2 separate regions of the Homo sapiens genome follow, and region 2 is linked to region 1. Evidence: read pairs that join two places in POLR2A ChIA-PET (ENCODE). Cell type or tissue: B cell. All regions are shown on one strand. Region 1 has its middle 8.6 kb from the start of LINC03008. Region 2 overlaps UBE2H (ubiquitin conjugating enzyme E2 H).

Evidence for each region. Peaks named below come from ENCODE experiments on the same cell type or tissue, not always from the same donor. Only the 100,000 strongest peaks of a DNase experiment are listed, where the experiment ranks them.
Region 2: POLR2A ChIA-PET joins it to region 1 with 5 read pairs; 2 of 35 experiments call an interaction of 5 or more read pairs at or near these places.

Annotation. Positions count from the first base shown.
Region 1 is chr7:130,148,300-130,152,299 of GRCh38, reverse strand. No RefSeq gene overlaps it. Among named protein-coding and RNA genes, the nearest start is that of LINC03008, 8.6 kb to the right of the region's middle. RefSeq lists a silencer at 1,205-1,274 and an enhancer at 2,737-2,786. In B cell, no CTCF peak of the experiment used is centred here; DNase peaks (open chromatin) are centred at 659, 1,489 and 2,259; H3K4me3 peaks cover 611 bases; H3K27ac peaks cover 2,367 bases.
Region 2 is chr7:129,937,174-129,941,173 of GRCh38, reverse strand. The region is part of intron 1 of UBE2H (ubiquitin conjugating enzyme E2 H); the gene reads left to right. Among named protein-coding and RNA genes, the nearest start is that of UBE2H, 14 kb to the left of the region's middle. In B cell, no CTCF peak of the experiment used is centred here; no DNase peak of the experiment used is centred here.

The DNA.
Region 1 (4,000 bases):
TGTGGTGTGTGTGTTTGTGTGATGTGGTGTATGTGGCTTATGGTGTGTGTTTGTGATGTGTGTGTGGCTTGTGTGTGGTTTGTGGTCTGTGGTGTATGTGGCTTGTGATGTGTGTATGATGTGGCATGTGTGGCTTGTATGTGTGGCTTGTGGTATGTGTGGCTTGTGTGTGTGGCTTGTGTGTGTAATGTGTGTGTGGCTTGTGTGTGGTTTGTGGTCTGTGGTGTGTGTGTGATGTGTGTGTGAGGTGTGTGTGGCTTGTGGTGTGTGTGATGTGTGTGTGTGATGTGTGTGTGGCTTGTGTGTGGTTTGTGGTCTGTGGTGTGTATGTGATGTGTGTGTGAGATGTGTGTGTGGCTTGTGGTGTGTGTGTGATGTGGTGTGTGATGTGTGTGTGGCTTGTGTGTGATGTGTGTGTGGTCTGTGGTGTGTGTGATGTGGTGTGTGTGTGATGTGTGTGTGGTTTGTGGTGTGATGTGTTTGTGTGATGTGTGGCCTGTGGTGTGTGTGTGTGTGATGTGTGTGTGGCCTGTGGCGTGTGTGTGTCTGATGTGGTATGTGTGGCTTGTGGCATGTGTGATGTGGTTTGTGTGGCCTGTGGCGTGTTTGTGTGATATGACGCAATGCGGCTTGTGCCTGCACTGCCCTGGAGCAGAGTTCCCTAAGGGAAACCTGATGTACAGTACTTCCTAGGGCTGCTGCAGGGAAGGGCCTTGGTGCCTTCCTAAGAACAACTAAGAGCAATTTTCTTAGAAGTGTGGTTTTGAGGCCGGGCGCGGTGGCTCTCGCCTATAATCCCACCACTTTGGGATGCCGAGGTGGGCAGATCACCTGAGGTCAGGAGTTCGAGACCAGCCTGGCCAACATGGTGAAACCCCGTCTCTACTAAAAATACAAAAATTAGGCTGGGCTCAGTGGCTCACGCTTGTAATCCCAGCACTTTGGGAGGCCGAGGCGGGCGGATTACGAGGTCAGGAGATCGAGACCACAGCGAAACCTCGTCTCTAAAAAAATATTTTAAAAAATTAGCAGGGCGTGGTGGTGGGCGCCTGTAGTCCCAGCTACTCGGAGAGGCTGAGGCAGGAGAATGGCTGAACCCAGGAGGCGGAGCTTGTAGTGAGCTGAGATCGCGCCACTACACTCCAGCCTGGGTGACAGAGCGAGACTCCCTCCGTCTCAAAAAAAAAAAAAAAAAATACAAAAATTAGTCCGGTGTGGTGGCGTGCGCCTATAATCCCAGCTACTAGGGAGGCTGAGAGAGGAGAATCACTTGAAACCAGGAAGCAGAGGCTGCAGTGAGCCGAGATCACACCACTGCACTCCAGCCTGGGCGACAGAGCGAGACTCAAAAAAAAAAAAAAAAGTGTGGTTTCGGCCCCTCCTACAGCACGGCCACCTGTGGCCCTTCCTTAAAATGCAGGTCTGGGCCCACGCTGATTTACTGAATCAGAACCTGTAGGCCTGGGGCCTCCTAACCTGCCCTTTTTAACAAGCTTTCCCGGTAACTGCACCTGGTGAGTTCACACAGCGCGACCTCGGGGAGCCATGGCCCGGTCTTCCTTAGTACCTGCTGATGCGCCTTTCTGGGGTGGTGGGGCCCCACAGTGTACTTGGTAGCAAACATCTCCCTGGGTCACAGTTGTTCTTGCATGCTAGTGTTCTTGAACATTTAATATCTCCTCTGATTAGCCCCCTCAGCCTCACTGCACTGTGCCCATTCGAAGCCTTCTGGTTTAAGTAGCATGAATATCACGGCCACTGGGTGCGTTTTGTTCTCAGGCCATTTCGTGGGTAGATTTGTGTTTTCTCACCATTTTATTTTATTTTATTTTATTTTATTTTTATTATTATTATTTTGAGATGGAGTCTCGCGCCGTCTCCCAGGCTGGAGTGCAGTGGCACGATCTCAGCTCACAGCAAGCTCCGCCTCCCGGGTTCACACCATTCTCCTGCCTCAACCTCCCAAGTAGCTGGGACTACAGGTGCCTGCCACCACGCCCGGCTGATTTTTTTAAAAAATATTTTTAGTAGAGACGAGGTTTCACCGTGTTAGCCAGGATGGTCTCGATCTACTGACCTCGTGATCCGCCTGCCTCGGCCTCCCAAAGTGCTGGGATTACAGGCGTGAGCCACCATGCCCGGCCTCTCACCATTTTAATAATATCCTTGAGAGCAGACACATTTCCTGTTTTTGTTTCCTTTTTGTTCCCCAGGGTCTAATGTGTGTTCCGTACACAGCCCATGCCCAACTGCAGGCGGAAGTGAAATGGCGACAACCTGGAGAGACTCTAAGAGCCCGTGGGAGTTCCTGGAGGAACAGGGCAGGGCCCCTCGCTGCAATGGCCCCACACCTGCGGCTGCCTCTTCTGCACCCACACCTGCCTGGGATGACCGCCTCCCCCCGCCTCACTAGATGAACATGAGGATGAGGGCTGAGCTCCTGCTGGCGGACCCAGAGCAGAAACGGGCACAGCAGAGGCCGCAGGGCAGGTGGCTGCAACGGGCAGAGCACCCACCTCTCCATCTGCTTGGCTGACAGTGAGGTGGGACAGGTGCCAGCCTGAGCCCAGTCACCTCCCCCGGTCACCTTGCCAGGTCTCTCTCTGTGCCCAGCCCTTTGCAGCCACCACCCCCGTGGCTTCCTCCTCTAGCCCAGCAAGACTGAGAGTGCCCTTCTGCAGGAAGAGGGCCTCACTGCTGGTCCCCAGGCAGCAGGATCTGGGAAGGAGACAGCACATCTTCAATGCCACTCTCCATATTCATGTGCCCGGCCGCCCCGGGGGAGCAGGAGGCTTTGAGGACTTGCAGGATCAAACGTCTTCACAAGGCTTTAGTCTCTCCACCCACAAGCTGAGTCCAATTTTAACTGAAGCCTGTGAAGTGCACGGTCCTACAGAAACCATTACAAGAATCTTCTGGAAAAACAGAGGCAATACTCCCTGTAGGAAGGAGGATGAAAGAACTCACGGCTTGCCAAGCCCTCTGGGCAATAGGTCCCAGGGTACCCAGCAGACAGCTTCACCATCTCAGGTCTCTCCAAGGTCTCTCCCAAACCTGGTCTCATTAAAAGAAAACCAAAAGGGCCATATTATTTGGTTCCCATCTGGCCTCTCGAAATTTCAAAACTTTAATCAGTAGAAGGTAAAAAAAATTAGGCCGGGCTCAGTGGCTCATGCCTGTAATCCCAACACTTTGGGAGGCCGAGGCGGGTGGATCCCCTGAGGTCAGGAGTTCAAGACCAGCCTGGCCAACATGGTGAAATCTCTTCTCTACTAAAAATACAAAAATTAGCCAGGCACACTGGTGCGTGTCTGTAACTTCAGCTACTTGGGAGGCTGAGGCAAGAGAATTGCTTGAACCCAGGAGGCAGAGGTTGCAATGAGCTAAGATCGTGCCACTGCACTGCAGCCTGGCGACAGAGTGAGATTCCTTCTCAAAAAAAAAAAATTAACAATAACAAGGAAGCCACCAGCTGGCCCTTCCTGTGATCTTGCCAGACTGGATGGGAAATGGATAACACCATCTGGGCCTGACTTTCCTCCCAGGGAAGAGTGAGCAATTCTACCATTCGAGGACCCAAGTTTAAAAAGAAAAAAAAAAAAGACTTTCCAAATGAGGAAGAGTTATGCCCCTAAGCAGCTTAGGTTTAAAATACCGTTTGCTTCCTGCATCCCACTGCCGCCGCCCCAAGCCAGCCCTCTGTCCCCTATTCCAGGCTAAACGTTACGACGCAGCATCTTCAGGAAGGGCTGGCAGGTCAAGGTACCACAGGAGGCCCCCAGTGCAGACAGGTGCAGAAGTCTGGGAGCAGGAAATAAATTATGCTGGTGGAAAAGACAAAAAAAGAGTTCTAATTCTTCCTACAAGCCCAAGTCTATGATTTACACTTCTTCCTGGAGCCACCTTGCTCTCACCAGGGAGAGTCTGAACCTAAGTCTATGGTGGAAAGGTGGGGAAGAGGCACACTGCCCACGGTGACATTCAAGCAGAGGAGAGAGGT
Region 2 (4,000 bases), 210 kb after region 1:
CAACCAGCCTGGGCAACATGGTGAAACCCTGTCTCTACTAAAATACAAAAAATTAGCCGGGCGTGGTGGCTTGCGCCTGTAGTCCCGGCTACTTGGGAGGCTGAGGCAGGAGAATTGCTTGAACCCGGGAGGTGGAGGTTGCAGTGAGCTGAGATGGTGCCATTGTACTACAGCCTGGGCAACAGACTGTGACTCCGTCTCCAAAAAAAAAGATTCCAGTTTGTTATTTTCTATGCTGAAGTGTAATTCGAGTGCATTGTAGAAACTTTTGAAAACACAGTAGTCTGTTGAGAGGCTGTTGTTGCATTAGTGATTCTCAATTGGGTATCACATTGGAGAAGAATTAAGCTTTTGGGGGCCCAGGTACTATGGTTATTGTAATTTCTTCTCTGTACCTCACCAGATGCTTGGGGAAGGTGTCTGGTTGTTTATAGGCTGGTGCTCAAGGGGGTATCTGCCCATGACCAGTAGAACCCAAATCCTCAAGAGCCTGGGGAAGCCCTACATGGCAGCCATATGCTTAAGAGGGAAGGAGGATCCTTTTTGCCTCTCCCTGCTTTGTAGGTATCTAGGACGTTATGTAGGCAGTGTGAATAGTTGCTGCTGATCTTCTGACCTGTCCCTGCAGAGAAGTCAGAGAGAGGAGTAGGTAGCCCTTGTGAAGGGAGAGGCTTGGCTGGACTTTGCCATTCTCTGGAAGACTTTGCCATTCTCTAGAAGATAGGCATGGTTGGCGGGTCTGTCAGTGGACTCAAAAAAGGCACCTGTTCTGTAGCACTTGGAGGATCCATATTTAGGATATCAATTAATTGAGAATGTAATCTTTGTCTTTGGTTCAATCTCCTGGTTTCTAACTTTTAAACCATTTTTAGGGAAGCATTATATGTGAAGGTAGGAGATACTCCCTACATACAAAATCATGTTATTAATGTTGTGAATTATGCATTTCCTTTTTAGTATTAGGCAACTTTTTTTCATATATCAAGTTATCATGTACACTTTTCAAGGTTTTTTGGATTATAAAATCTTAGTTGAGGTAATATAAATAGAAAACTAGATACAGAGTGCGTGTCTGGTTTGTGTTACCTCAGAAGCAATTGGGCTGTCACTTAGCCTAGCAAAAAGTAAATTTAGTTGTTTTGTCCAAAGGGTGCCAGTATAACTTTGGTAATCTGGATTTTGCTTTTCTTTCTTTCTTTCTTTCTTTTTTTTTTTGAGATGGAGTCTCATGTTGTCGCCCAGTCTGGAGTGCAGTGGCTCCATCTCGGCTCACTGCAATCTCCGCCTCTCAGGTTCAAGCGATTCTCCTGCCTCAGGCTCCCGAGTAGCTGGGATTACAGGCACGCGCCACCATGCCCGGCTAATTTTTTGTATCTTTAGTAGAGATGGGGTTTCACCATGTTGGCCAGGCTGGTCTCAAACTCCTGACCTCGTGATCCACCTGCTTTGGCCTCCCAAAGTGCTGGGATTACAGGCATGAGCCACCGTGCCCAGCCTGGATTTTGCTTTTCAATTTGATGACTATGTTGCATAGACAGTTGCTGATAAGTTGATTAATTTAAAAATTCAGAATTTGGTTGGACATTTCCATTGTAGCATTTGTATGTAGAAGGTTGATTGGTTAAAGTCATATCAGTAAGAGATCACCAAGAGTAATATATAGATGGATATAATGTTTTCATGGTCTTACTGCTGGATGTTTACTACCCTTTTGCTATTCTTGAATCTAAACCTGTAAATAAATTAGTGATTCTCCTTGGCAGCAAAGCTTGGAACTATATAACTCTTTTAATTGTATTCCGAAAGAAGGAAACTGGGTAACAAATGCTCACTTTCGCTGGTTGCAGTGGCTCATTCCTTCAGTCCCAGCTACTGGGAAGGCTGAAGCAGGAGGATTGCTTGAGTCCAAGGCTGTAGTGTACAATGACTGTGCCTGTGAATAGTCACTGCATTCTCCCACCTGAGCACTATAGTGAGACCCTGTCTCTAAAAATTAAAAAAACAGTCACTTTTATATGGCATTTGGTTCTCACAGCTGTGAATTGTACTTGATCAGATCATTAATTCAAACTAGAGGCCGGGCGTGGTGGCTCATGCCTGTAATCGTAGCACTTTGGGACGCCAAGGCGGATAGATCACCTGAGGTCAGGAGTTCGAGACCAGCCTGGCCAACATGGTGAAGCCCCATCTCTACTAAAAATACAAAAGTTAGTTGGGTGTGGTGGCAGGCGCCTGTAATCAAAGCTGCTCGGGAGGCTGAGGCAGGAGAATTGCTTGAACCTAGGAGGTGGAGGTTGCAGGGAGCCGAGATCGCATCACTGCACTCCAGCCTGGTGACAGACTGAGACTCTGTCTCAAAAAAAAACAAAAAAAACAAAAAAACAAAAACATCAAACTAAGCCTACAAGTACATAATCTTGTGAGGGGAATCTTGGACAGTTTGGGTCGGCTTTGTTTTTTTTTTTTTGAGACGAAGTTTTGCTCTTGGCGCCCAGGCTGGAGTGCAATGGCGTAATCTCGACTCACCACAACCTCCGCCTCCCGGGTTCAAACAATTCTCAGCCTATCGAGTAGCTGGGATTACAGGCATGTGCCACCATGCCCAGCTAATTTTGTATTTTTAGTAGAGACGGGTTTCTCCATATTGGTCAGGGTGGTTTTGAACTCCTGACCTCAGGTGATCCACCCGCCTCGGCCTTTCAAAGTGCTGGGATTGCAAGCATGAGCCAGCCTTTTTTTTTTTTTTTTTTTTTTTTTTTTGAATGAGGCAGTCTCTCTCTCTGTTGCCCACGCTGGAGTGCAGTGGTGCCATCATGGCTCACTGAAGCCTTGACCTCCTGGGTGCAAAGCAATCCCGCCTCATCCCCCTGAGTAGCTGGAACTACAGTCACACGCCACCATGCCCAGCTAATTTTTGTATATTTTTGTAGAGACAGGGTTTTGCCATGTTGCCCAGGCTGTTCTTGAACTCCTGAGTTCAAGCAATCCTCTTGCCTTGGCCTTCCAAAGTGCTGGGATTACAGTTGTGAACCATTGTGCCTGGCCATGGATTTTTATTACAAATTATATTCAAATAGATGAAAACAGGAGGGAAAAGAATTTTCAGTATGTGTAGTAGTTTTGACAGGAGTTTTAGCCTTTTATCTTGGTGGCTGATATTAGATATTAACGTTGCTCTTAAGTGTACTTAAGCACACTAAAACATTGAACACAATATGTGTTTGATAACACAATTATCAAGGGAACTGAGGATAAAAGCACTCATCTTTGCATCACAATATGACATTATTAGCATCTGTTAACTTTACAAACCTGATTCATTTAGTTCTTCATAGCCACCATCTTGATAATGAATAAAGAAAAAACAAATGATGTATTTTGTCACTCTATTCATTTTTATCTATAAAGATTTAAAATACCTTTCTTTTGAGTTAGGTTGGTTTTATGGTTGGAAGAAGGAAAGGAGGTAGACCTTTGAATGCCTTGATTGCTGCCCATTTCTCTAGGCAGTGAAGAAAGGCAGCTAAAGTGCTGTCTCTGATTATCAAATGCCATATATGTGAGTATACCTGTGTTGTTTGTCATGCTGTTGTGAATACTCACTTGCTTTTTTATCCACTCATCTTTTTTATCCACGAGCTCCTGCATTAAAGTAGTTAGTAACCAGTTCTTTCTCTTGGAGTAATTAATGTGACTTTTCCCTTGTTTGAGATTTAGTTAAGAGTTTTATATATAACATATAAACCATGATATATCTGAAAAACTGTATTTGTGGTTCATAAAGACTGTAATTTCATTTCATTTTCATAAATTGTATGTTTTTTCTTTTTTCTTTTTTTTGTTTTGAGATGGAGTCTCACTCTGTTGCCCAGGCCGAAGTGCAGTTGTGTGATCTCGGCTCACTGCAAGCTCTGCCTCCTGGGTTCACGCCATTCTCCTGCCTCAGCCTTCCGAGTAGCTGGGGCTACAGGTGCCTGCCACCATGCCCGGCTAATTTTTT